Regions from separate parts of the Homo sapiens genome. Here region 1 is linked to region 2. A link is a loop called in an ENCODE intact Hi-C map of the cell type or tissue named here. Cell type or tissue: heart left ventricle. All regions are shown on one strand. Each heading gives the region's core, and the rest is flanking DNA. Links, peaks and the distances in the headings are about the cores only.

Region 1 (8,000 bases), core at 1-8,000, 140 kb before region 2:
GCCCAAATTCTTATGGAGCTTATACTTTATTTAGGAAGGCAAACAAACAATTTTAGTTAGTGATAAGTGGTATTTTTACCTGCCTCCCCCTCCGCCCCCCAAAAATAAGATAGAGACAGGGTGCTGGGAGCCGGCAGCTATTTTAAATAAAGTGATCAGGATAGGACCCCTTAGCGACCCCTAAGTTGGTGACATTTGAGCAGTTTTGTTGGATGAATGTACCTGAATCCCATACTCTCTCTTTTCACCATTACACACAGCTATTAGGATAACACTGCCTTCATGACAATTCTCACAAAATGTGGGTAAAAGACAGTATCAGAAAACCTTAAAAAAAGAAAAAGCTTAGATATAAAAGCTTGGCCTAGAGCTATTATGTACAATTGAATACTTTGCCTTCTTCCCAAATTTCTTGTCCCCAAAAGGGTTTCTAAATGTCTTCTCAAGTCAAAATAATCTTTGGGAAGAGAGGACTGCCTTATTATGCCAAGTTGAAGTAGAAGACAGAGAAGCTGAATTCCTTCAGAACATTGCTGGTATTTGCTCTTTTCCCAGGGATGATAGATAAGTCTCTGAAATTTGGGAAAGAGGCAAAAAAAAAAAAAAAAAAAAAAAAAAAAAAGAAAGAAAGAAAGAAAGAAATGAGAGTGGAGGGATTTTAAAAGCCTGATCCTGACATGGAGCTCTGATCTTTGTAGTTCAAAAGGTTTATTGTACTCAACGGGTTGGCAATCCTTGGTTGTCTACCAGGCTTGACCAAATAGAGAGGTATGTGACATGCCCAGAACAAGTCCTCACCTGGATCAGCCAAAAGGCTAAGGGTAGGACCCTATCTTCCCAGAAGCTATACTAAGCTAGGCTGCTCATGAAAGAGTTGTAGGGCTCAAGCATCCAAAGGTGCATACATTAAAGAGTAAAGTTATGCTAATTGCTTAAAGTCAAAGCAGCACCAGTACCCAAGAACAGTGATGGGGAATACTAATCTATATTCTAGATCTGGACTGCCAATAGAGAAGTCACTAGCCACATGTGGCTACTAAGCATTTGAAATGTGGCTAGTTTAAGTTCAGATGTAATGTAAGTATAAAATACACACTAGACTTCAGACATAACCTGAACAGGTAATCTCAATAATTTTATATTAATTACATTTTGAAATGAAAATATTTTAGAGATATTGGGTTAAATGTATTATTAAAATTAATTTTACTTGTTTCTTTTTTAGTGTGGCTACTAGAAAATTTTAAATTATACACATGGCTCACATTTTATCTCTACCAAAGGGTGCTATTCTAGATGGAGACAGAATCCCTCCTATCAAGAGGTGAGTTTATTTTCACACCAACAACTGAGATGCAGTATCTTATTCCACTTTTGCTGGTAAAAAAGAGGTTTCAATAGGCCCAGTCACCTGCCTATTCTGGTGAATGGCAGCAAAAAGACATAAATTCAGGTTTTCTGATGCAATTTTTTTTTTTTTTAGATGGATTCTCACTCTGTCGCCTAGGCTAGAGTGCAGTGGCGCGATCTCGGCTCACTGCAACCTCTGCCTCCCAGGTTCAAGTGATTCTCCTGCCTCAGCCTCCCTAGTAGCTGGGATTACAGGTGCCCATCACCATGCCTGGCTAATTATTTGTATTTTTAGTAGAGACGGGGTTTCGCCATGTTAGCCAGGCTGGTCTCCAACTCCTGGCCTCAAGTAATCTGCCCACTTCGGCCTCCCAAAGTGCTGGAATTACAGGCGTGAGCCACTGCGCCCAGCGTTGATGTGAATTTTTGAAAGCATTTTTTCAGAGACTAATACCAAAAACTGTCTTTCCTGACAATTTTTTTTCAGATAGTTTTAGTAAAAGACAACTTTAAGATGCTGAACAATGTAATATTCTGACTTGCTTTGTTTTTCGTTTGGATGATATACTGTTATTATCATAGTTAACACTTAATGGGTTTACGTACCAGGCATTATCTTAAATATGCACATGTATCCAACATACTATGTCCATGTATGTCCTAATCAACATATATTTAATTCAATACAATTTAATAATCTAATCTTTACTACATTCCTATTAATTAGATAGCATTTGGCCTCTTATAGATAAAAAAATGAGTAGAGAATTTGAGCAAGTTGTCTAAAATTATGAAGCTAGTTAGTGGTTAAAACCAATATTTGAATCCATTTTGTTAACCAATGTATGTGTGATACATTTTCTTCACACTTTATTTACATAGATCTACGATATATAGAAAAAGAATGTCTTACTCCTTATTTTAGGAGCCTTAAATATGTCTACTTGTACAATTAGATCTCCTTTTAAACTGTATAGAGCCCTTTTCAGTAGCTTATTTGTTCCTTTAAAAAAATCTCTAGAAGATACATCTCCCACATGGCTTTTAAAAACTGTTAAAGCACAACCTTACATAAATTAGAACCTGAGGAAATCCAGGCTTGAAGCTCGGTGAAACTGGAAAAAGTAAAATGAGGATTTGGTTTCCCATAGATGCTTAAAAAACTTCTCATCACTACAAAACTCACTTCTAATTCTTAGTTTATAATTTGAAGTCCATACTAGCAGTACAGCACATTTTAAAAATATCTTAAAGATTTCATGCCAAACTCTCTAACTGCTCAACTGCTGTAGTGGTTAACCCAATTGGTCCAAGAATGATGTTAAAAAGGTCCTAGTCTAAGGTTAAGACTATGTATACAGACCAAGTAGAGTCTTCATTCTCAACAGCTACTCCACACAGATTCTATAGCCATAAGAAGCACCTGGGTCAGAAAGGGAGTTAGGCTCACCAAAGATGTCCTCAGGTGGGAAAACACTTAAGTAACAACTTAGCTAATATTTAATGAGCACTAACCAAATATCAGGCTTGGCCTCAGGACTCTGTATGGATTATAGTATGGACAGTTACTATCCTCCCTGGGCAAGTGAGGAATGTAGTGCTGGAGAGCCTGACTAGGCTGCTCACAGCTGCACAGCTGTGCAGCAAAGATGGTATCCATCCCTGGGCTGCGCAGCTCCAGGCCTAAAATCCAAACCACTATGCAATGCATCTCAGAATTAGTAACATTTGGTCCCTGGCATCAAAATCAAAAATTCATATCATATTTTTTTAATTTATTATTATTTCTTTGTTTAAGACAGGGTCTTACTCTGGTCATCCAGGCTGGAGGGCAGTGGCATGATCATGGTTCACTGCAACCTCAAACTCCTGGGCTCAAGTGATCCTCCTGCCTCAGCCTCCTGAGTAGTTTGGACTACAGGCATGGGCCACTGTATTAGTCTGTTTTCACGCTGCTGATAAAGACATACCTGAGACTGTGCAATTCACAAAAGAAAGAGGTTTATTGGACTTACAGTTCCAAATGGCTGGGGAGGCCTCACAATCAAGGTAGAAGGCAAGGAGGAGCAAGTCACATCTTACGTGAATGACAGCAGGCAAAAAGAGAGTTTGTGCAAGGGAACTCCTCTTTTTAAAACCACCAGATCTCGTGAGACTTATTCACTATTGAGAAAACAGCGTGAGAAAGACCCGCCCCCATGATTCAATTACCTCCCACTGGGTTCCTCCCACAACACATGGAAATTGTGGGAGTTACAATTCAATTTGAGATTTGGGTGGGGACACAGCCAAACCATATCGGCCACCATGCCCGGCTAATTTTTAAAATTTTTGTAGAGACAGGATCTTCCCATATTGCCCAGGCTGGTCTCAAACTCCCACATTAAAGCGATCCTCCTGCCTCAGCCTCTCAAAGTACTGGGATTAACCAGCACACCTGGCCCTTTATACTTACCTCATCACAAACATCATTAAACTTTTGCCTAATGTTTACTAAGTGAATTCCCTACTTTTACCATTTGTTAGATTTGAACCAGGTTGTTGGACAAATTAATAGAAAAATGGCCACTGCATCATCTAAAGCAGTGGTTCTAAAATTTAAATGGGCATCATGATCACTAATTAGAATTTTTAAAGAATTGACTCACAGGCTCCATCCCAGACCAATTAATTCAGAATATCTAGGAGATTCGCACCAGGACTATAACTCTACAAAACCCTCTCACTGATGCAGCCAAAAGATGACTCGGAAACATTGGCCAAGGGAGAGTAGGAGGTAGTCACAAAAATCTTACTGACTAGTACCATCGTTAGGGTGCCCATTCCAGGATTTGGCTCTCTGCTAAACCATCATCAGAAGTCACTTTATTATCACCATTAAGAAACCATTATGACAGGACAAAAAATAATTAAAGAATTTGTGATCAATGTACTCTCCCTATAATGCAGATATACATGAAAAACCAAGGTAGTATAGCATAGTTGTTCCAGATAATGTTGAGGCAGACTGCCTAGATCTGAATCCCAGTACTGCCATTAGGCAAACTACTTTGTGTTTCTGTGTACAAGGAAGATAACAAAGGTACCTATCTCACAGGGTTCTTGTGAGGCTTAAAGGAGATAATATATGTAAAGTTTACTGGTTTACAGTGTCTGGTAACTTGTAAGTATTCAATAAATGTGAGCTTTACCATAAATTAGATCACTGGATGAGCATAAAATGATAAGGAGAATCAGCATCACAATACTGAATAATATCAGACTATGATTAGTTTGATGCACTAATCATAAATAACAGATATCATGCCGATGGAACTTGAAATGTGTATCATTCACTGGTATTAATTCCCTGCCGCCATTTCTACCCTAGCCATTTCTACCCTAGTGATAGTCTTGCAACTCAAGTATGAAATTTAAGACACATTTCTTCACCTGAATAGGAAGAGCCTATCTTTGAATGCAGTACACTTCTTTTACTGGGGTAGGGTGAGGTGTGTGTCCAAGATTGACCAATGCTTTTCTATTATGCATTCTTTCCTTCACTTTATGTTTAATTTATGTTAAAAATAAACATATGTTTACATTCCAGTACAGTCCCACTGGTCTAGAAGCTATTTTGTTTTGCCGCTTCCCAATTCCTTTGCATATACCCTCTCTGATGCACTATTACATGTTGATTTCATAGTTGAACTATTATAGAGCTATCCTATTTCCTATTTTCAAGTTCTTGAGGGTGTCTACACAAAAGGTACAAGGTCATTTGTTGTTGCTATCTTAGATGTATGTGTGGTCCACCCAGGTCTCTTATGTATCACAGAGAGTGAGCTTCCCAGCTTTGATGTCAAAATATACAAATTTCTGCTCTTGAGTGCTAATTCTGCTATCACTGATGATAAAACAATAATAATCTTTTCTCTCATGTCTTTAAGTGTCTTCATTGATTAGTAATGCTCTGTTTATTAAAACTGACCAAAGGCTGACTTCCTTTGTTAAAATCTTTTAGGTGTGTTGGTTTTATCTGTCAACTTAGATGCATATTTTTTCTTCCTTCCTTAAGCAGTTCACAATCTTCATACACATTTCTTGATAATGCTCATTTTATATACATTTTTGTCTTGAAAACTCTTATCTGCTAACAGTTTATAAGTAAACTGTGGTCATGTTCAAAGAGAAGAGGCATCAGTTTCCTGCTTTTGATACCTATTCTTACACGTGAAACTAACACTAATTTAAAAAATCCAGAATAGCTGTAATTCGCTTCCATGCATCTTCTTGTTTTATTTGTATAATGAACTAATTATTCTCTTATGTATGTATATGTGTATATATATTACATAATGTGCCGTATATTGGCACGTTTCTTTCTTTCAAAGGCCTACACGAGTTGCAATTTCACAGAGAACCCTAAGGACAGCATTTTCTTCTACCGAGTACAACACTTTATTTTTTTTTATTTTTATTTTTTGCTAAGACAAAGCAACAGGCAGCGAAGCACACCTTGCTTGAACAGGGTTAGGAAAGAGTCTGGGGGTTTAAGCATGGTCTGGGGATCTTAGACTGAGCAAGCCAGCAGACCTTGAAAGGTCTAGGAAGGCAGAAAAGGTTACCCTACTTCTGTAGGCTGGCTTGTAGAGTCGAGTGGGACCCCTAGGTCATAGAGGCTGGTAGCTCAGTGGTAAGACTGGGATGGCCCCATTCCCCGTCTTACCAATATAAATTCCATGATCAATCAAAATAATCAATTCCTCACACATACCCTTGATAGTGTCACTCTTTTGTACTTCGACTCCCCTTCCCCTCTCTTCTTTGGTCATACTTGCTCAACTAAACTCTAATCCTGGCTAACTCTATCTAACTCTCTATGTACTCTGCCTCTACAAGATTACAGTGGAACTTTGTGGAAGAAAAACATGCAACCATGCTGACTGGTCTCTCACCTTAAATTCATGACCATGAACCTCAAGTGAATCCTTCATCTGCCAGGCTGTCATACTCAATGCCCCAAGTCCATTACGCTTCTTGCTAGTATTTCACACCTTCTCCTCTCTCTTCAAACCCCCAACATATCCTCCTCCATCCTCACTCTCCACTGAGGACCTCTATTTTACTGAAAACAAAAGGCAATAAAATAACTGAAACAAAGAGAACTTTTACCACCACACCTATTCACCTACTAGCATCTATACTTTGTGTTCTTGCCTATTTCCAGAACTTCATGTACCTATCTAAAGCCATCCTCTGCCCTATATGCCAGATCCTGTCACCATGACCTAAGAACACTGATCAAGTAATTGTCCCTTTTCACTTACATCTTTTGCCATCTACTGAAGATTCTTAATGACATTTAAACATATTTCCCCAGCTCAAAAAGAACCCCCTAAAACCACTTCTGTTGACCCTACTTCCCTTATTAGCTATTTATTTGCTTTCTTTTGCAGTAAAACTCCTTGACATAGTGGCACTTATTCTCTTTAACTCCTCTCTTCCCATTCTTTTTTCACCTTTTCTTTACTTTATTAAGATTAAATACTTATGTATTCATAGTACAATATTCAAAACCAGAAAATAAAAAAATTTCCAACTGCTGACATTATCCAGACTTTTGCTCCTACCACTTCATTGAAACTGCTCTTGAAAAGACCACCATGACCTATGCATTGCTAAATCTAGGAATCTATTCTCAACCCCATCTTACTCAACCCACTTAACACAGTTGATCCCACCTCCTCAACACTATGTGTTTACTTTGCCTTCCAGGACCTACTATTCCCATTGTCCTCCTATCTCACTGATTTCTCCTTTTAGTGGTACCTCAGGGCTCAGTCCTTGGTCCTCCCTTCAAACTTTCATTGTTTAAATAATGATGCATATGCTGATCATTCCAGGAGTCATAAGTCCAACTCCCAAATGGACATCTCCATTTGAATATGTTATAACTTACATTCCGTTTTCTTTTCATGACCCACATACAATTCATTAGCAAATATGAATTTACCTTCAAAACCTATCAAGATTCTGATCACTTTTTACCACCACCTTGATGCAAGCCATTACCATCTCCTGCCTGGATTACTGCAATGGCCTTCTAACAGGTCTGCTTTCGACATAGTAGTCTGAGTGATTCCTTTAAACATAAATCAGATCATATAATTCTTCTACTCAAAACCCTGCCTGAAACGGATCTTCATTTCTCTCAGAGTAAAAGCAAAATCCTTAAGATGGCTCTACAAGAACTGCGCCACGTGCCTGCGGCCATGCCCAACCCCATCACCTCTAACACTCCTTCACTCACTGCTGTCCAGCCACATGGGCCTCAGGTCATTTCTCAACAACTCAGTCACACTCCTGCTTTAGAGTCTTTAATCTTGCCATTCCCTCTACCTGAAACACCTCTCCCCTCAGATATCTGGCTAACTCCTTTACCTGGTCTTTGTTCAAAAGTCACTCTTAATGAGGCCTATCCTCAACACAAGTTTACTTAAAATTGTAACACCTCACTGGCCAATTTCCTTTACTCAGCTTGACTTTCCCCTTTTCTACAGTATTTATCACCTAATATAATACACACTATCATTTGTTTATTGCCTACTAGGTTGTTTGATGAGTCTCAAGTGCCCAGAATTGTATCTGGAAGACAAAGTGCTTAGTAA
Region 2 (17,756 bases), core at 4,542-12,541:
CTTGCAGCTCATTTGTGCCATGGTCACTTTACTCCTTATCAGGCCCAGCATATTCCTGGTTCAGATGTGTTGTGATGTGTGCTGATGTCCAGGAGTGGAGGAGGGAGCCACCTGTTGCCTTTTAGGGGAAAGCCCCTTGTATCATCTTTTTACACAAGGAATGTGCTAGCTCTTAATTGAGAAGGGTGAGCCACCCCTACAGGTTCAGAAGGTTCAGAGGAATCTAGGAATGTTTCAGTCCCATGTGTTAGAGTCCCAGCTGTTGCCAACTGGGGCCCTGACTTTGGTCTAACAGCCCTGCTTTTGTTGAGCATTCAAATGTCTTTGAAATTCAGTAGCTCTATTAAATCCTGTGTTTCATCTTCAGCTTTTGCTGCTCACTCACAGTCATAGATTCTTTGTAGAAACTCTTTGCACACTTAGTTTCAGTGGTTTCTTAAGTATTCTCAGCTTTTCTTTATCCTCCAGTAGGGCATCAATGTAACTTAGTAATAATCAGCAAATTCTATTATTTTCGTACATAGAGATTCCCCTACATTCTAATGCTTGAAACAATGCATTCCTCTTTTCCTACATGCCATCCTGGTCTACCATTGGTGAACCTTTTAAATAACTGGACCTCCATCTCATGCCATGGGCTGTCTGTACACTACCTACCACCAGGCATGATGTCCTTAAAACCAGCGAAGTGGTGAGTGATCTAGTTCCCAAGTCTTTATCTTACCACATCATTTCTCAAACCTTTCTTGGTACCAACTGTTGCAAGTTGGGTGCAGTGCAGTTCTCAGCTCACTGCAACCTCTGCCCCAAGCTCAAGTAATCCTCCGTAATCCTCCTGCCTCAGCCTCCCAAGTATCTGAGACTACAGGAGTACTCCACTACACCCAGCTAAAATTTTTTTTGTAGAAATGGGGTTTCACCATGTTGTCCAGGCTGGTCTTGAACTCCTGGGCTCAAGTGATCCACCTGCCTCAGCCTCCCAATGTGCTTGGATTACAGGTGTGAGCCACTGCACCCAGCCAACAATGAGTTTTTTTTAAAGTATGTCTTTCTCATGCCATATTTGGGACACAATTATAGTAAAAAACATTCATTGTTTATCTGCAATGCAAATTTAACTGGGTGCTCTGTGTTTTTATTTGCTAAATCTGGCAACTCTAGCTGGGGGTCACTCCAAGATGTACATGCTCTTAGATACCACTGCTTTGCCCAGCCATTGTCTAGGAGTCACTGTAAGAATAGTGTGGTCTTGGCTTGAAAGCCAGGGTAGACCCAAAAGTGCTAAGTACTGGGGGCTGTCAGCTAGCCACACTCTTGATAGCTGGGCAGCAAGTACTTTCTTGAAGGCAGAACTGCATCTGCCACATTTATTTTCAGTTTAACTGTTGTCTCCCTTGCTAGATGTAAGCCCAATGAGGCTGAGAATTTTCTTGTTTATTGTCATATCCCCAGTGCCTAACAGGGCTTGGCTTATGGCAGGTGTCCATTGTTACTTCTTAAAGTGAACTGTAATTAGGGCTTCAAGGAGCAGTGGGCATTTAGGGAGAACAGAGAGAAGTCCTCTTGTTGTGTCCCCAGAATCACACTCTGAGTTCTGCTGACTCTTCAATGGGCTTTCCTGCTGAGTGTACAATAAACACAGGTGATATGGTTTGGCTGTGTCCCCATCCAAATCTCATCTTGAATTGTACTTCCCGTAATCCCCACGTATTGTTGGAGGGACCTGGTGGGAGATAATTGAATCATGGGGGCAGTTACCTCCATGCCGTTCTCATGATAGTGAGTGAGTTCTCATGAGATCTGATGGTTTTATAAGGGGCTTTTCCCCAACTTCACTCTATTTCTTTCTGCTCCCGCCATGTGAAGGAGGACATATTTGTTTCCCCTTCTGCTGTGATTGTAAGTTTCCTGAGGCCTCCCCAGCCATGCTGAACTATGAGTCCATTAAACTTCTTTTCTTTATAAATTGCCCAGTATTAGGTATGTCTTTATTAGCAGCATCAGAATGAGCTAATATAGTAAATTGGTACCAGGAGTGGGGTGCTGCTGTAAAGATACCCGAAAATGTGGAAGTGACTTTGGAACTGGGTAACAGGCAGAGGTTGGAACAGTTTGGAGGGCTCAGAAGAAGATAGGAAAATGTGGGAAAGTTTAGAATTTCCTAGAGACTTGGAGGGCTCAGAAGAAGATAGGAAAATGTGGGAAAGTTTAGAATTTCCTAGAGACTTGGAGGTCTCAGAAGACAGGAAGATTTGGGAAAGTTTGGAACTTCCTAAAGACTTGTTGAATGGCTTTGACTAAAATGCTGATAGTGATATGGACAGTAAAGTCCAGGCAGAGATGGTCTCAGATGGAGATGAGGAACTTGTTGGAAACTGGAGTAAAGGTCACTTTTGCTATGCAAAGAGACTGGTGGCACTTTGCCTCTACGCTAGAGATCTGTGGAACTTTGAACTTGAGAGAGATGATTTAGGGTATCTGGCGGATGAAATTTCTGAGCAGCAAAGCATTCAAGAAGTGATAGAGCATAAAAGTTTGGAAAATTGGCAGCCTGACCAGGCAGTAGAAAATAAAAACTCATTTTCTGCAGAGAAATTCAAGCAGACTGCAGAAATTTGTATAAGTAACAAGGAGCCAAATGTTAAATCACCAAGATAATGGGGAAAATGTCTCCAGGGCATGTCAGAAACCTTCACAAAAGTCCTTCCCATCACAGGCCCAGAGGCCTAGAAGGAAAAAATGGTTTCCTGGGCTGGTTGCAGGCCCCCCCTGCTGTGTGCAGCCTTGGGACTTGGTGCCCTGCATTCCAGCTGCTCCAGCAGTGACTAAAAGGGGCCAAGATACAGGCTGTGCCATGGCTTCAGAGGGTGCAAGCCCCAAGCCTTGGCAGCTTCCATGTGGTGTTGGTCCTGCAGGTATATAGAAGACAGAATTGAGGTTTAGGAACCTCTGCCTAGATTTCAGAGGATGTATGGGAAAGCCTGGATGTCCAGGCAGAGGTGTGGTATAGGGGCGGAGCTCTCATGCATAACCTCTGCTAGGGCAGTGCGGAAAGGAAAGGTCGAGTTGGAGCCCCCACACAGAGTCCCCACTGGGGCACTACCTTGTGGAGCTGTGAGAAGAGGGCTATTGTCCTCCAGACCCCAGAATGGTAGATCCACTGACAGCTTGTACTGTGCACCTGGAAAAGGTGCGGACACTCAATGCCAGCCTGTGAAAGCAGCCAGGATGGGGCCGTACTCTGCAAAGCCACAGGATCAGAGCTGCCCAACGTCGTGGGAGCCTACCTCTTACATTGGCATGACTTGGATGTAAGTCATAGAGTAAAAGGAGATTATTTCAGAGCTTTAAGATTTAACTACTGCTCTGTTGGATTCTGGACTTGAATGGGGCCTGTAGCTTTGTTTCCGCCAATTTCTTCCATTTGAAATGAGTGTATTTACCCAATGCCTGTAGCCCCATTGTATCTAGGAAGTAACTAACTTGCTTTTGATTTTACAGGCATATAGGCGGAAGGGACTTGCCTTGTCTCAGATGAGACTGGACTTGAACTTTTGAGTTAATGCTGGAATGAGTTAAGTCTTTGGGGGACTGTTGAAAAAAGCATGATTATGTTTTGAAATGTGAGGACATGAGATTGGGAGGGGCTGGGGTGGAATCATATCGTTTGACTGTGTCCCCACCCAAACCTCATCTTGAATTATAGTTCTCATAATCCCCACGTGTCAACGGAGGGAACTGGTGGGTGGTAATTTAATCATGGGTGTGGTTACCTCCATGCTGTTCTCATGATAGTGAGTGAGTTCTCATGAAATCTGATAGTTTTATAAGGGGCTTTCCCCTGCCTTCACTCTGAACTTCTTCCTGCCACCATGTGAAGAAGTACTTGTTTGCTTCTCCTTCTGTCATGATTGTTAGTTTCCTGAGGTCTCCCTAGCTATGCTGAACTGTGAGTCAATTAAACATCTTTCCTTTATAAATTACCCAGTCTTGGTTATGTCTTTATTAGCAGTATGAGAATGGACTGATACATCAGGTAACGGGTGGAAGATCAACTCTAGGTTGTATGGTCTGAGTTCACAGTCATTGAATTATTCATCAGAGTTAATTCTTTTTAAAATTAGCTAAATGGTTTCTAGTAAACAAACTAGTTTCTAGTTGAGGAATTTCAAGAGAGACCTTGGATGTGAGGTCAGTGCTTATTGCTAATGTGTCCATATTTGCTTACCTCCATATATATGTCCTACAGGGGATTCAACTCAGCAGACCCTGAACAGAACTTGCTCTCTTTTGTTCCACTATGGACTCTTCCATTTTGTCTCTTCTATCATATATTCCAGATTTCCTTGCCCCACTTAGCTGCCATATGCAGCTTCCAGCTTTTGAATAAGGTCTGCAGATTCTGTCCCATTTTCACTCTGATAGCCATCTCTTCCTCTCCACTCCTGTTACACTTTTGTAGTTTTCATCTTCATCATCTCTTACCAGTATACGACTATGTCACTTGGTCTCCCTGCCTTTGGTATTGCCCTCTCTCCAATCCATCTTCCACACTGTTGTCAGGCATTTAGCTTTGAAACATTAAAATAAATTGCATCAAATCAAATCAATCAAATCATGTTATTCTTTCCCCTCAAATCTCCCTTTTATCCGGGATCATGTCCAAACTTCATCTTATTACTCTGCTTGCCAGAAAAGTTTTACTCTACTTTTAAATATACACTCTGATTACATCACACTTTCACTTTACTGGTTCCCCATTACTGGTCGGATAAAGTCCAGTCCTTTCTGCATGGATTACAAGGCTCTCTGTGGTCTGGACTTGCTATAATTTGTGCTGTATCTTCCCTCACATCTTCTGCTGTGACTTACAATCTCATGAATACATCATGCTCTATCAGGTCTGCCAGCCTTTGTTCAAACTCGTCCCTCTGTCTGAAATTACTCTTCTTCTACCCTTCTTGTTGTCTGGATCAGCACTTCTCAAACTTTAATGTGGTACCAACCACCTGAAAATTTTTTTTAATTCAGATGCTGATTCATTACATCTGGAGTGGGGCCCCTATTCTGTATTTCTAACAGGTAATGCTGATGCTGCTGGCTCACAAACCACATTTTGAATAGCAAAGTCCTAGATAACACTTACCATTCAAATGTCAACAAAGGATTATCACCTCTCTGAAGACTTCCCTGAACCTTCCAGAAATAATTGACTACTATTTTTTCCTGTACCTACAGTTTCCTATGACCTTTATCAAAACACTGGTGACCTTTTATTGCATTTTTATCAGTGTCTGTCTTCGTCTTCTAGACTGGGAGCAGGAACCATATTTTATTCATCCTTGGATTGCATACTCTCAGCACAGTGCCTGACATGTAACAGGTATTCAGTAAGAGTGTTGAATGAATGAGTGTTGGGTCATCCTCAGAAAAATGAAAAGTGTATTTACCTTTAGGATTCTCATTCTCCTCAACTTTCTGATGTTAAACTTAAGTATGCTAAATTGGAACATTTTTGGTTGCAAACAGCAGAGACTGATATGGTTTGAATCTGTATCCCCACTTAAATCTCATGTTGAATTGTAATCCCACCCAAATGGTGGAGGTGGGTCCTGATGGGAAGTGATTTGATCATGGGGTTGAATCCTTCATGAACAGTTTGGCAGCATCTCTTTGGTGCTGTTTTTGTGACAAAGTTTTTATGAGATCTGGTTGTTTAAAAGAGTGTGGCAAATACCCCTCTCTTTCTTCCTCCTTCTCTGGCCATGTAATATGGCTGCTCCTGCTTTGCCTTCTGTCATGAGTAAATCTCCCTGAGTCCTCCCCAGAAGCAGAAACTGCCATGCTTCCTGTACAGCCTGCTGAACTGTGAGTGAATTAAACCCTTTTTCTTTATAAATTACTCAGTCTCAGGTATTTTTTTATAGCAATGCAAGAATGGACTAATACCAAAAATTGGTACCAAAGAATGGGGCATTTCTATAAAGATATCTGAAAATGTGAAGCAACTTTGGAACTGGGTAACAAGCAGAAGTTGGAAGAGTGTGGAGGGCTCAGAAGACAGGAAGATGAGGGAAAATTTGGAACTTCCTAGAGACTCGTTAAATTGTTGTGACCAAAATGGTGGTAGTGATATGGACAATGAAGGCCAGGCTGAGAGGGTTTCAGATGGAGATGAGGAATTAACTGGGAACTGGAGCTAAGGTCATGTTTGTTATGCCTTAGCAAAGAACCTGGCAACATTGTTCCCGTGCCCAAGAGATCTATGGAAGTTTGTCCTTGAGAGTGATGATTTAGGGTATCTGGCAGAAGAAATTTCTAAGTGGCAGTGTTCAAGATGTTGCCTGGTTGCTTCTAACAGCCTATGCTCATATGCATGAGCAAAGAAATGGCATAAAACAGAAACTATATTTAAGGAAGAAGCAGAATATAAAAGTTTGGAAAGTTTGAAGCCTGGCCATGTGATAGAAAAAAAAGTCCATTTCCAGGGAAGCAATTCAAGCCAGCTGCAGAAGTCTGTATAACTAAAAGGAAGGCAAATAATGATAGCCAAGACAATGGGGAAAAGTTCTCAAAGGCATTTCAGAGACCTTTGTGGCAGCCCCTCCCAGCCCATCACAGGCCTGAAGGCCTAGGAACAAAGAATGGTTTCTTGGGCTAGGCCCAGGGGCCCAATACCCTGTGCAGCCTTGGGACACTGCTCCCTGCATCCCAGCTGCTCCAGCTCCAGATGTGGTTCAAAAGGGTCCAGGTACAGCTTGGGCCACTGCTGCAGAGGTGCAAGCATAAGCCTTTGCAATTTCCATGTGGCATTAAGCCAGCAAGTGCACAGCATGCAAGAGCTGAGGCTTGGTAGCCTCTATCTAGATTTCAGAGGATGTATGGAAAAGCGTGGATATCCAGGCAGAAGCCTGTTGAAGGGGTGGAGCCTGCATGGAAAACTTCTACTAGGGCAGTGCAGAGGGAAAACGTAGGGTTGGAGCTCCCACTGAGGCACTGCCTAGTGGAGCTGTGAGAAGAGGGCCACCATCCTCCAGACTCTGAAATTGTAGAGCCATTGATGGTTTGCACTGTGCACCAGGAAAAACTACAGGGATTCAATGCCAGCCCATGAAAGCAGCCTTGGGAGCCCAACCCTGCAAAACCACAGGTTTGGAGCTGCCCAAGGCCTTGGGAGCCCATTTCTTGCATCATTGTGCCCTGGATGTGGGACATGGAGACAAAGGAGATTATTTTGGAGCTTTAAGATTCAATGACTGCACTACTGGGTTTTAGATTTGCATGGGGCCTGTAGCCCTTTCTTTTGGCTGATTTCTCCCTTTTGGAACAAGTATTTACCCAATGCCTATACATCCATTGTATCTTGGAAGTAACTAACTTGCTTTTGATTTTATAGGCTCATAGGCAGAAGAGACTTGCATTGTCTCAGATGAGACTGGACTTTTGAGTTAATGCTGAAATGAGCTAAGACTTTGGAGACTGTTGAGAAGGGATGATTGTATTTTGCAATGGGAGGACATGAGATTTGGGAAGGGTCAGGGACAGAATGATATGGTTTGGATCTGTGTCCCCACGCAAATCTCATGTTGAATTGTAATCCCCAGTGATGGAGGTGGGACTTGGTGGGAAGTAGTTGGATCATGGGAATGGATCCTGAATGAATGGTTTGGCACCATCCCTTTGGTGCTGTTCTCATGATAGAGTTCCCATGAGATCTGGTTGTTCAAAAGTGTATAGCACTTCCCCCACCCCTCTTCCTCCTACTCTAGACATGTAAGATGCTTGCTCCTGCTTTGCCTTCCACTATGAGTAAAACTTCCCTGAGGCCTCCCCAGAAGCAGAAGCCACCACACATCCTGTATAGCCTGCAGAACCATGAGCCTATTAAACCTCTTTTCTTTGTAAATTACCCAGTCTCAGGTATTTGTTTTATAGCAATGCAAGCATGGACTCATAAAGAGACCCAACTCACGTTTGCCTTCTCAGATGGGTTCAGGTAGCTGGGAAGGATACTGAGAAGCTCTCAGAATTGAAAAAAAAAAGAGATGAACAATCAGGATATTGGAAAGGGAAGCCTGGGCCCAGATACACCAGAGATATCAGAAACAGGTACTTGTTGGCCTTTTCCTTAGGAGGTGCTATTGGTTGGCTCACACGAGTTGCCTTCTGTGCATCTCTCATTTCTGCTGGTCTCTGCTTCTTTTTTGTTGATCTTTTAATTTCCTGCTACAAACAAGCCTATTTCAGGTTGTTGGACTTTGGGTTTTCAGCAGGCCAAATTTAGTATCACAGCAAAGAAAAGTCATGTGTCCACCTCTGTGGCCGTGACAGGGTATTAATGGTGAGAAGTTGTGTGTGTATGGATGTGTGTATGCATGTGTGTGTATATGTACATATGTGCCTTTGTGGGGTGTGAGGGAGAAGTTCTATTAACAGAAGAAATGAGGTGGATATCTTACTACTTTAATCCCAGCACTTTGGGAGGCCAAAGCGGGTGGATCACGAGATCAGGAGTTCAAGACCAGCCTCGCCTATATGTTGAAGCCCCATCTCTACTAAAAATACAAAAATTAGCCGGGTGTGGTGGCATGTGCCTGTAATTCCAGCTACTCAGGAGGCTGAGGCAGGAGAATTGCTTTAAGCCGGAGGTGGAGGTTTCAGTGAGCCAAGATTGTGCCACTGCACTCCAGCCTGGGTGACAGAGTGAGACTCCGTCTAAAAAAAAAAAAAAAAGAATAGCCACTCTAGTCAGCTAAATTACCTGCAGGTCAGAAAAATTGTTATCAACATAGAGTGGGGAAAAGGGAGAGAGACAGATGGGCTGAGAGGAGGACAAATGCAGGGACACTAAATTCATCTTCTGCTGTCTGCTCCCACTAGTGGCAAATACCGGTGCAGTCTGTTTAGAGTATCTGTGAACCAAATCTCCATGCATGTCAGTATCCTCTCATGAGGGCCATTCAAGCCGTGTGCAGCATTCATTAGTAGCACTATAGAAGGCTTACGGTAGCAAGGCATGACTTTTGAATCAGTAGCTTTGGTTTTCTCATCTATAAAACGTGACTAATAATAATGCCAACCTCACAGAGGTGTCATAAAGCTTAAAAAGAATCATGCATGCAAAGCACTAACTTTTACTGAGCTAAAAGCAAGCAATGCAAAGTAGGACAACAGTTCTTGTTAAAAAGTTCTGAGGAGTTAAGAAATTCTTCCTAGGTCACATAACTTGTGGTTTAGAGAACAGGGTTTTAAACTCAAAGTATGTCTGATTTCTGGGCCTGTGCTCCTTTCACTAGCTCCATAAACATGCAACCTTTTCATATGGAGGTTTGAGGTTAGACAGGAGCAATTTCTCCCTACTTGTTTGTCACAGCCCGTTATTATACAATAGCATAGTTTGACTGCAACTCCCCTGAGAGTCATGGGGAGAGTGGAAAGATCTACAGTGAGAAGTGTTTGCTGAGGACCACACATTGTAACTTTATCATTAGAATTAAGTCTTTAGAAACAAATGAGGAAAAACTGGGAGTTTTTAATACAAGCAATGGTTTACCTAAAAGAAGTGCTTCTTTCATGAAAAGAAAATAATCTAGCAATATTCCACCTTAAAGAAGGAATTTCCTCCTGATTTCTGTTTTTAGGTTATTTGCTTTTAGCTGTTCTGCTGCCACTTTTAACAGTCTGAGCTAACTCCCTCTCCATGTCACTATCTTACTCCAATTGCTTGGCTACCTTAGGAAATGCAAACTAATTTTAATATTAGTCTAAGCAAAAATAGAGCAGGATCAATTGGCTTCTGAAAAGAAATACCATGACACATACTTAAATGAATGAGAAGAACATGGGGGATTATCCCATAGTGTTTATTAGCCCAGCAGGGCTTTCTTAGGGACATGTCATCTATAGAGAAATAATACTCCAATTTTACTTGTCTCTGTTATTATGTATGTCTGCCGAGGGTCTTTGGGTAGAATAGCAGCATAGCTAGTCTACTTTGGCTAATCACTCTATCACACTCTCACCCTTGTGATTAACTCTAAGATAAAAACAAATAAAACCCAAACAAACAAGATGAAACCCTCAAAGCAAAACCCAGAAACAAGACAAAGGAAATGTTCCTTTTCTCTCTTGAACCCTATTTCATGGTTATTTTAACATATTTTATGTCTTTACATATTTTGTAGCCATTTTGTATTTATCATTACTTTACTCTCTGTAGCCATCAAGAAAAAATACTGAAAATGAACAGTACACATCTCCTGCTCAATGTCTTTAGCCACTCTGAAATTGTCTTTGGAACAATCTGAGTGGTTTGCAAGCAGATGTGATTGCCGAGTGAAGAGATTCTTAAGCACCTGAAGAAATAACAAGAGGAACTGCCACACTCTGGGCACACACAAGGACCAGGCAAAAGCCAGGAGCTTTATACCTTTCAATTCATTTGATCCTAACAGCAACTTTATGAGGCAGGACTTTTCCTTATGCCCATTTTGCAGATGAGGAAATCTAGCCTTAGGTCCTCCATCTAGTAAATGGGAATTGTGATTTCAATCCATATAACAATAATAAAACAATGGCCAACATTTGTATTAGGCTGTGTTTGCATCATTATAAAGGAATATCCGAGACTGAGTAATTTATAAAGAAAAGAGGTTTAACTGGCTCATGGTTCTGCAGGCTATATAGGAAGCATAGCGCCGGCATCTGCTTGGCTTCTGGTGATGGCCTCAGGAAGTTTACAATCATAGCAGAAGGGGAAACAGAGCTGGCACACCACATGGTGAGAGGGGGAGCCAGGAGGTAGTGGGGTGGGGACGGGAGGTGCCAGGCTCTTTAAATAACCAGTTCTCACATGAACTAACAGAGCGAGAAGTCACTTATTACCATGGGGAAGGCACAAAACCATTCGTGAGGGGTCCACCCCCATGATCCAAATACCTCCCACCAGGCCCCACCTCCAACATTTGGGATTACATTTCAACATAATATTTGGAGGGGACAAACGTCCAAACTATACCAACATGTATTAAGCATTTATCATTTTCCAAGAGCTCTTCTAACAGTTTGGCATGCATTAACTCATTTAAACTCCATAAAATCTCTGAGAGGTAGGAACAATATATAAACACTTCAATTTAGCAGATAAGGATACTGAGGGACAGTACAACTTAAAGCCTGATCTCTCGGTGGGAGCTGGAGCGGCTTCCTCCTTTGTGATTTTCCTCTGCTTCAGTCGTATTCACCTCCCAGAGACTATCATCTGCCCCTGCTAGTTGTAGAGCAGATAGGATTCAGAGAGTTGGTTGTATAAGCTCTATTGTGACCTCTTCTGGCAATTAGATTAGAAAACAATTACATTTAGCTATAGCATATTCATTGGGGAACAGGGTGTTTCAGGAGTTGAGTAAAAAAAAAAAAAAGCATTTTTTAGGAAGACAAAATAGGATCATACTCAGTATTTCCTTCTAAAACTTTATTCTTAGCTCTTCTGCCTGAGAGTTACACTGTTGAGAGAAAACGAGGCTGCACCTGCCTTAAGGGCTGCAGAATGTTGCTACTTTGCTGTGGCAATTTTCTGTCCAAAGACATGGAAAAGGCCATGCCCCGGGCAGGGGGTCAGGCCAAGGGATCTCCAAGGTCACTTCCAAGGAAAATTAATATGTCTGGGAGACACAGGAAACTAAGGACCCAGGAAGTTCAGTCAATATTGGGCGAGTGTAGGCACTCCTCTGGCTGTTGCAGGACATCATTGACCCTTGTGAATCTTAAAGGCCAGTGCATACCAGTGCTGGTTATATTTACACAACGGGCTAAAATTAGCTGGCATGCTCTCCTGGCAACTGGAAAGATATAAGGCTCCCAATTTATCTAGCAATGCTAATTTGGGCAAAACCAAAAATGGTTCTTTTGCTGTTCTCAGTGCATAGGCATTCCACAACAACAGCCTTTTCCTTCCTCTTCCTCTTCTCTACATTTAAGGAAATTTCAAATATAAATCCAGGCTGACTTTGGTTCTGGACAAAACTACAAATATGGAAACCTAAAAGGGGTCCTATAAACAGAAGGGCTTAGGGATTTCTCTGTGTTCAAAGTAGAACAAAAATAAGGTAAAAACATGTTACTATTTTCCATTAACACTGGAAGACACGAACTTAGAAGGGCACCAGTTAGCACATCAGCATTGTGCAGCTGGAACCTTCAGGGGAGGGGTGAATGAAGGCCTTGAATGTCATGGTAAATGCCACTCAAGATGTAAGCAGCCTAGATCCACCCCTGGCTGGAATTGTGAATGTCTTCACCTCTTTGAAGTGCCTGTAATCTGTCTTGAAGAAGAGTGCAGCTCCACAGGTATAAGTTTCACATGTATACAGCTCCACATGAAAGGGAGATAGAATAAATTATTCATGCCCACTAAAAAGTAATATTAGGACATGAGGCACATATTTGTGATACATCCAACAGACCCGCTGATTGGAAGAGAGAGTGGAGAAATGAGAAGAACCCAGGTTTAGGTGTTAAAGAGACCTGAGTTCAAGCTCCATGGTCTCCTTGGGTAGCAGGTAGTAGACCTGAAATTACTGTTCAAGCCTAGACTTGTCTTTAAAGGGTTATCAGGGAAGCCAGTGATGGTGAAATTTAAATTGAGTATCTGGTGTCTGAGGATGGCTAAATGAAAAAAACAGGGAATATATAGAAGGAAAAGCATTTGAAAGAATAAGTAAGGTTTCAATAAAGTATAACAACTATTATATTAAAGGTGTTATAGAAAGAGACCAGAAAATGTAAAAAAAAAAAAAATTTCATTAGGGAATTTAAAAATATAAGTCCAAATTATAGAACATTCTACCTAACAGCTGCAGAATATACATTCTTTTCATCAGAACATGAAACATTCTCCAAGATAGAACATATGTTAGGCCACAAAACAAGTCTCAACAAATTTTTAAAAATTGAAATCATATCAAGCATCTTCTCAGATCACAGTAGAATAAAGTTAGAGAAACTTCAGAAACTATATAAATACATAGAAATTAAACAGCATGCTCTTGAATGACCACTGTATTCAATGAATACATTAAAACAGAGATGAAAACATTTGGAAGCAAATGAAAATGGAAGTACAACATAACAAAACCTGTAGGATATGGCAGAAACTGTGCGAGGAAGGGAGTTTGTAGCATTAAATGCCTACGTTAATAAAGTGGAAAGATTATAAATTAACAATCTAATCATGTACCTCAAGGAATTAAGGGCAAATCAAACTCATATTAGCAGAAGAAAAGAAATAACAAAGATCAGAGCAGAACCAAATGAAATAGAGACTAAAAATACAAAGGATCAATGATATGAAAAGTTGGTTCTTCCAAAAGATAAAATCATAAACCACCAACTAGACTAACCAAGAAAAGGAGAAGACCCAAATAAACAAAATCAGAAATGATAGCGGAGACATTAAAACTAATACTAAAAAAATATAAAAAAATCAACAGATACTATTATGAACAACTATACACTTATAAACTAGAAAACCTAGAGGAAATGGCCACATTCCTAGAAACATACAACCTCCCAAGATTGAACCAGGAAGAAACAGAAAACCTGAACAGATCAATAACAAGCAGCAAGACTGAATCAATATTAAAATGAAAACAAAATCCTCCCAACAAAGAAAAGCCCAGGGCTATCTGAACTCACAGTTAAAGTCTACCAAATGTATAAAGAATAACTAGTACCAACCTACTGAAACTATTCCAAATAATTGAGGAGAAGGGATTCTACTGTAACTCATTCTGAGGCCAGTATCTCTCTGATACCAAAACAAGAAAATGACACAACAAAAATAGAAAACTACAGGCCAATATCCCTGATGAGCATAGGCACAAAAATCCTCAACTAAATACTAGCAAACCAAATCCAACAACACAATAAAAAGATAATACACCATTAACAAGTGGGATTTATATCAGGGATGCAAGGAAGATTCAACATATGTAAATCAATAAATACGATACATAAACACAAACAGAATCAAGGACAAAACCTATATGATTATCTCAATAGACACAGAAAAAGTATTTGATAAAATTCAGCATCCCTTCAGATAATAACTGTCAATCATCTGAGACCAGCCTGGCCAATGTGGCAAAACCCTGTCTCTACTAAAAATACAAAAATTAGCCAAGTGTGGCAGTGGTCGCTTGTAATCCCAGCTACTCGGGAGGCTGATGCAGGAGAATCATGTGAACCTGGGAGGTGGAGGTTGCTGTGAGCTGAGATCGTGCCACTCACAATTCAGCCTGCGCAGCAGTGTGAGACTCCATCTAAAACAAAACAAAACAGAACAGAACAGAATAAAACAAAATATCAATGTCGTTTTCCACAGAATTAGAAAAAAAATCCTAAAATTCATATGGATCCAAAAAAAAGAGCCAGAATAGCCAAAGCAATCCTAAGCAAAAAGAACAAAGCTAAAGTTACCACATTACAAGTTCAAACTATATTACAAGGCTACAGGAACCAAAAGAGTATGGTGCTGGCATAAAAATAGACACATAGATCAATGAAATAGAAAAGAAAACTCAAAATAATGCCATTTTTTTTTAGCCAACTGATCTTTGATAAAATTGACAAGAACATACACTGTGGAAAGAACACCCTTTTCAATGAATGGTGCTGGAAAAATTAGATTGCCATATGAAGAAAAATGAAACTGAACCCTAACTCTCACTATGTACAAAAATCAATGCAAGATTGATTAAAGACTTAAATATAAGACCTGAAACTATAAAAATACTAGAAGAGGCATGGTACAGTGGCTCACACCTGCAATCCTAGCACTTTGGGAGCCTGCACCAAGAGGATCACTTGAGGGCAGGAGTTCAAGACCAGTCTGGGCTACACAGTGAGACCCTGACTCTACAAAAAATAATAATAAAAAAAATTAGCCAGGCATGGTGGCATGTGACTGTAGTCCCAGCTACTCAGGAGGCTGAGGCAGGAGGACTGCTTGAGCCCTGGAGTTTGAGGCTGCAACAAGCTATGATTCTGCCATTGCACTCCACACTGCCTCTAAACTAAAACAAAAACAAACTGAAAATAACAACAACCAAAACCGAAATACTAGAAGAAAACCTAGGGAAAACTTTTATGGACATTGGTCTAGGCAAAGAATTTCTGACCAAGACCTCAAAAGCACAGGCAAAAAACCAAAAAATAGACAAGTGGTACTTATTTAAACTAAAAAGCTTCTGCACCACAAAAGAAATAGAAGAGTGACCAGACGGCCTATAGAATGGGAGAAAATATTTGCAAAGTATTCATACAACAGGGAACTAATATCTAGACAAGGAACTCAAGCAACTTAATAACAACAAAAACAAAGAATAACATTAAAAAGTGAGCAAAGGACACTAATAGACATTTTTCAAAACAGGACAAATGATCAACAGAAAAATTGCTCAACATCAGTAATCATCAGAGAAATGCAAATCAAAACCACAGTGGGATATCATCTTGCCCGAATCAGAATGACTATTATTAAAAGGACGAAAATAATACAAATTATTTTCAAACAGTACAACCTCTATGACAAACAGTATGGAGATTTCTCAAAGAACTAAAAATTAAACTACCATTTGTTTCAATCCGGCAATCCCACTACTAGGTATCTACCCAAAGGGAAAGAAAACAATACATCAAAAAGATACCCACACTGGTATGTTTATTGCAGCACTATTTACAACAGCAAAGATATGGAATCAACCTAAGTGTCCATCAGCAGAAGATTGGATAAAGAAAATGTCGTATGTCTGTACAATTAAATACCATTCAGCTACAAAAAAGAATGAAATTACATCTTTTGCAACAACATAGATGAAACTGGAGGCCATTATCTTAAGTGAAACAAGCCAGGCATAGGAAGTCAAATATCACATGTTCTCACTCATAAATGGGTGGTAAAAAATGTGTACACATGGATCTAGAGAGTGGAGTGATAGACAATGGAGACTTGGAAGGTTGAGGAGGTGGGAGAAAGATGGGTGAGAAATTAGTTGGTACAATTTACGTTACTTGGGTGATGGATAATCTAAAAGCCCTGACTTGACCATGTACACAATCTATGCAGGTGACAAAATTGCACATAAACCTCATGAGTTTGTACAAATAAAAACAAACAGAAAAATAAAATATATATTTACATAAGTAAACTTTATCCACTTTTCTATTGCTGGCCCCTTTTTAAACTAATACTTACTAATACGAAATCAAGACTTTTGGCTGGGTGCGGTGGCTCATCCCTGTAATCCCAGCACTCTGGTAGGCCGAGAATGGAGGATCACTTGAGGTCAGGAGTTCAAGACCAGCCTGGCCAACATGGCAAAATCCCATGTCTACTAAAAATACAAAAATTAGCCGGGCATGGTGGTGCATGCCTGTAATCCCAGCTACTCAGGAGGCTGAGGCAGGAGAATCACTTGAACCTGGTGGGGCAGAGGTTGCAGTGAGCCAAGATTGCACCACTGTACTCCAGCCTGTGTGACAGAGTGAGACTCCGTCTCAAAAAATAAAATAAAATAAAATAAAGACTGTTAGCCTTTGCCTAAATATAGTTTTCTTTTTTCCTGCAACTTTGCCATTTATATGTTGTCTTTATGGCAGTGTCTCTTGACATGTAAATATACATGTATGTGCTTACGTGCATGTTTTTAAAGAGTTAATTTAAGAACTTATTGTTCATGGTTGGGTTTCTTATCAAACTTACAAAAGTCTATTTTTCTAGTACTTTTATGAATTCATTTTCTCTTTCAACCTTCAGCTATATGGAATTTATTCTGGTGTATGGTATGAGGTCCATGAGTCAATTTATTTTTTCCAGGTAGCCACCCACTTGTCTGAACATTATTCGTTGACTAATAGGTTTTTTTCTACTAATTTGAAATGGTCCTTTAACAATTTACTAAATCTCTCAATTTATTTGGATCCATATCTTGCTTCCTATTCTAATCCACTGTTTATTAATTCATGCATCACACTGCTTAAATTATTGTCATTTCATAATATGCATTAACTTCTACTCATTAATTTTCTTTTTTTAATGTCTTTGGCTATTTTAGATTTATTTTCCCATATGAACTTTAGAATTTGCTTGTCTAGTTTCAAATGATTCCTATTGGTAATTTTATTGAAGAGTATTTCAAAATTATAAATTAAACTTTGGGAGAGTTGACATTTTTATAACCTGAGGATTCCTATCCAAGAACAGGCATGTAGCTCACTTGTTCAAGTCTTCTTTTGTTTCCTCTGTAAAATGTTTCTTACAAACAACATATAGTTGGATCTTTCTCTGAGGACCAATTTGATATAATAGATTATTTTAGTCCATTTCCAGTTTGTATTAGTCTGTTCTCACGCTGCTATAAAAAAACTGCCTGAGACTAGGTAATTTACAAAAGAAAGAGGCTTACTTGACTCACAGTTCCACATGGCTGGGGAGGCCTCAGGAAACTTACAGTTATGGCAGAAGAGGAAGCAAACACGTCCTTCTTCACATGGAGGCAGGAAGAAGTGCTGAGCGAAGGCAGAAGACCCCCTTATCAGAAGAGCCCAGCATCAGATCTCGTAAGAACTCACTCACTATCACGAGAACAGCATGGGGATAACCGCCCCTGTGATTCAGTTACCTCCTGCTAGGTCCCTCCCACAATATGTGGGGATTATGGGAACTACGATTCAAAATGAGATTTGGATAGGGACAC

What was found. A loop is a pair of places that touch in the nucleus more often than their neighbours do. Peaks named below come from ENCODE experiments on the same cell type or tissue, not always from the same donor. Only the 100,000 strongest peaks of a DNase experiment are listed, where the experiment ranks them.
Region 1: it touches region 2 in a loop (2.3-fold over the local background); 13 of 110 quality-filtered maps call a loop at or near these places.

Annotation. Positions count from the first base shown.
Region 1 is chr10:91,231,224-91,239,223 of GRCh38, reverse strand. All of the region lies in intron 2 of PCGF5 (polycomb group ring finger 5), which reads right to left. Among named protein-coding and RNA genes, the nearest start is that of PCGF5, 15 kb to the right of the region's middle. In heart left ventricle, for the core only: no CTCF peak of the experiment used is centred there; no DNase peak of the experiment used is centred there.
Region 2 is chr10:91,082,499-91,100,254 of GRCh38, reverse strand. No RefSeq gene overlaps it. Among named protein-coding and RNA genes, the nearest start is that of LINC00502, 46 kb to the right of the region's middle. In heart left ventricle, for the core only: CTCF peaks have their summits at 8,892 and 11,320 (motif pointing left); no DNase peak of the experiment used is centred there; H3K27ac peaks cover 3,575 bases.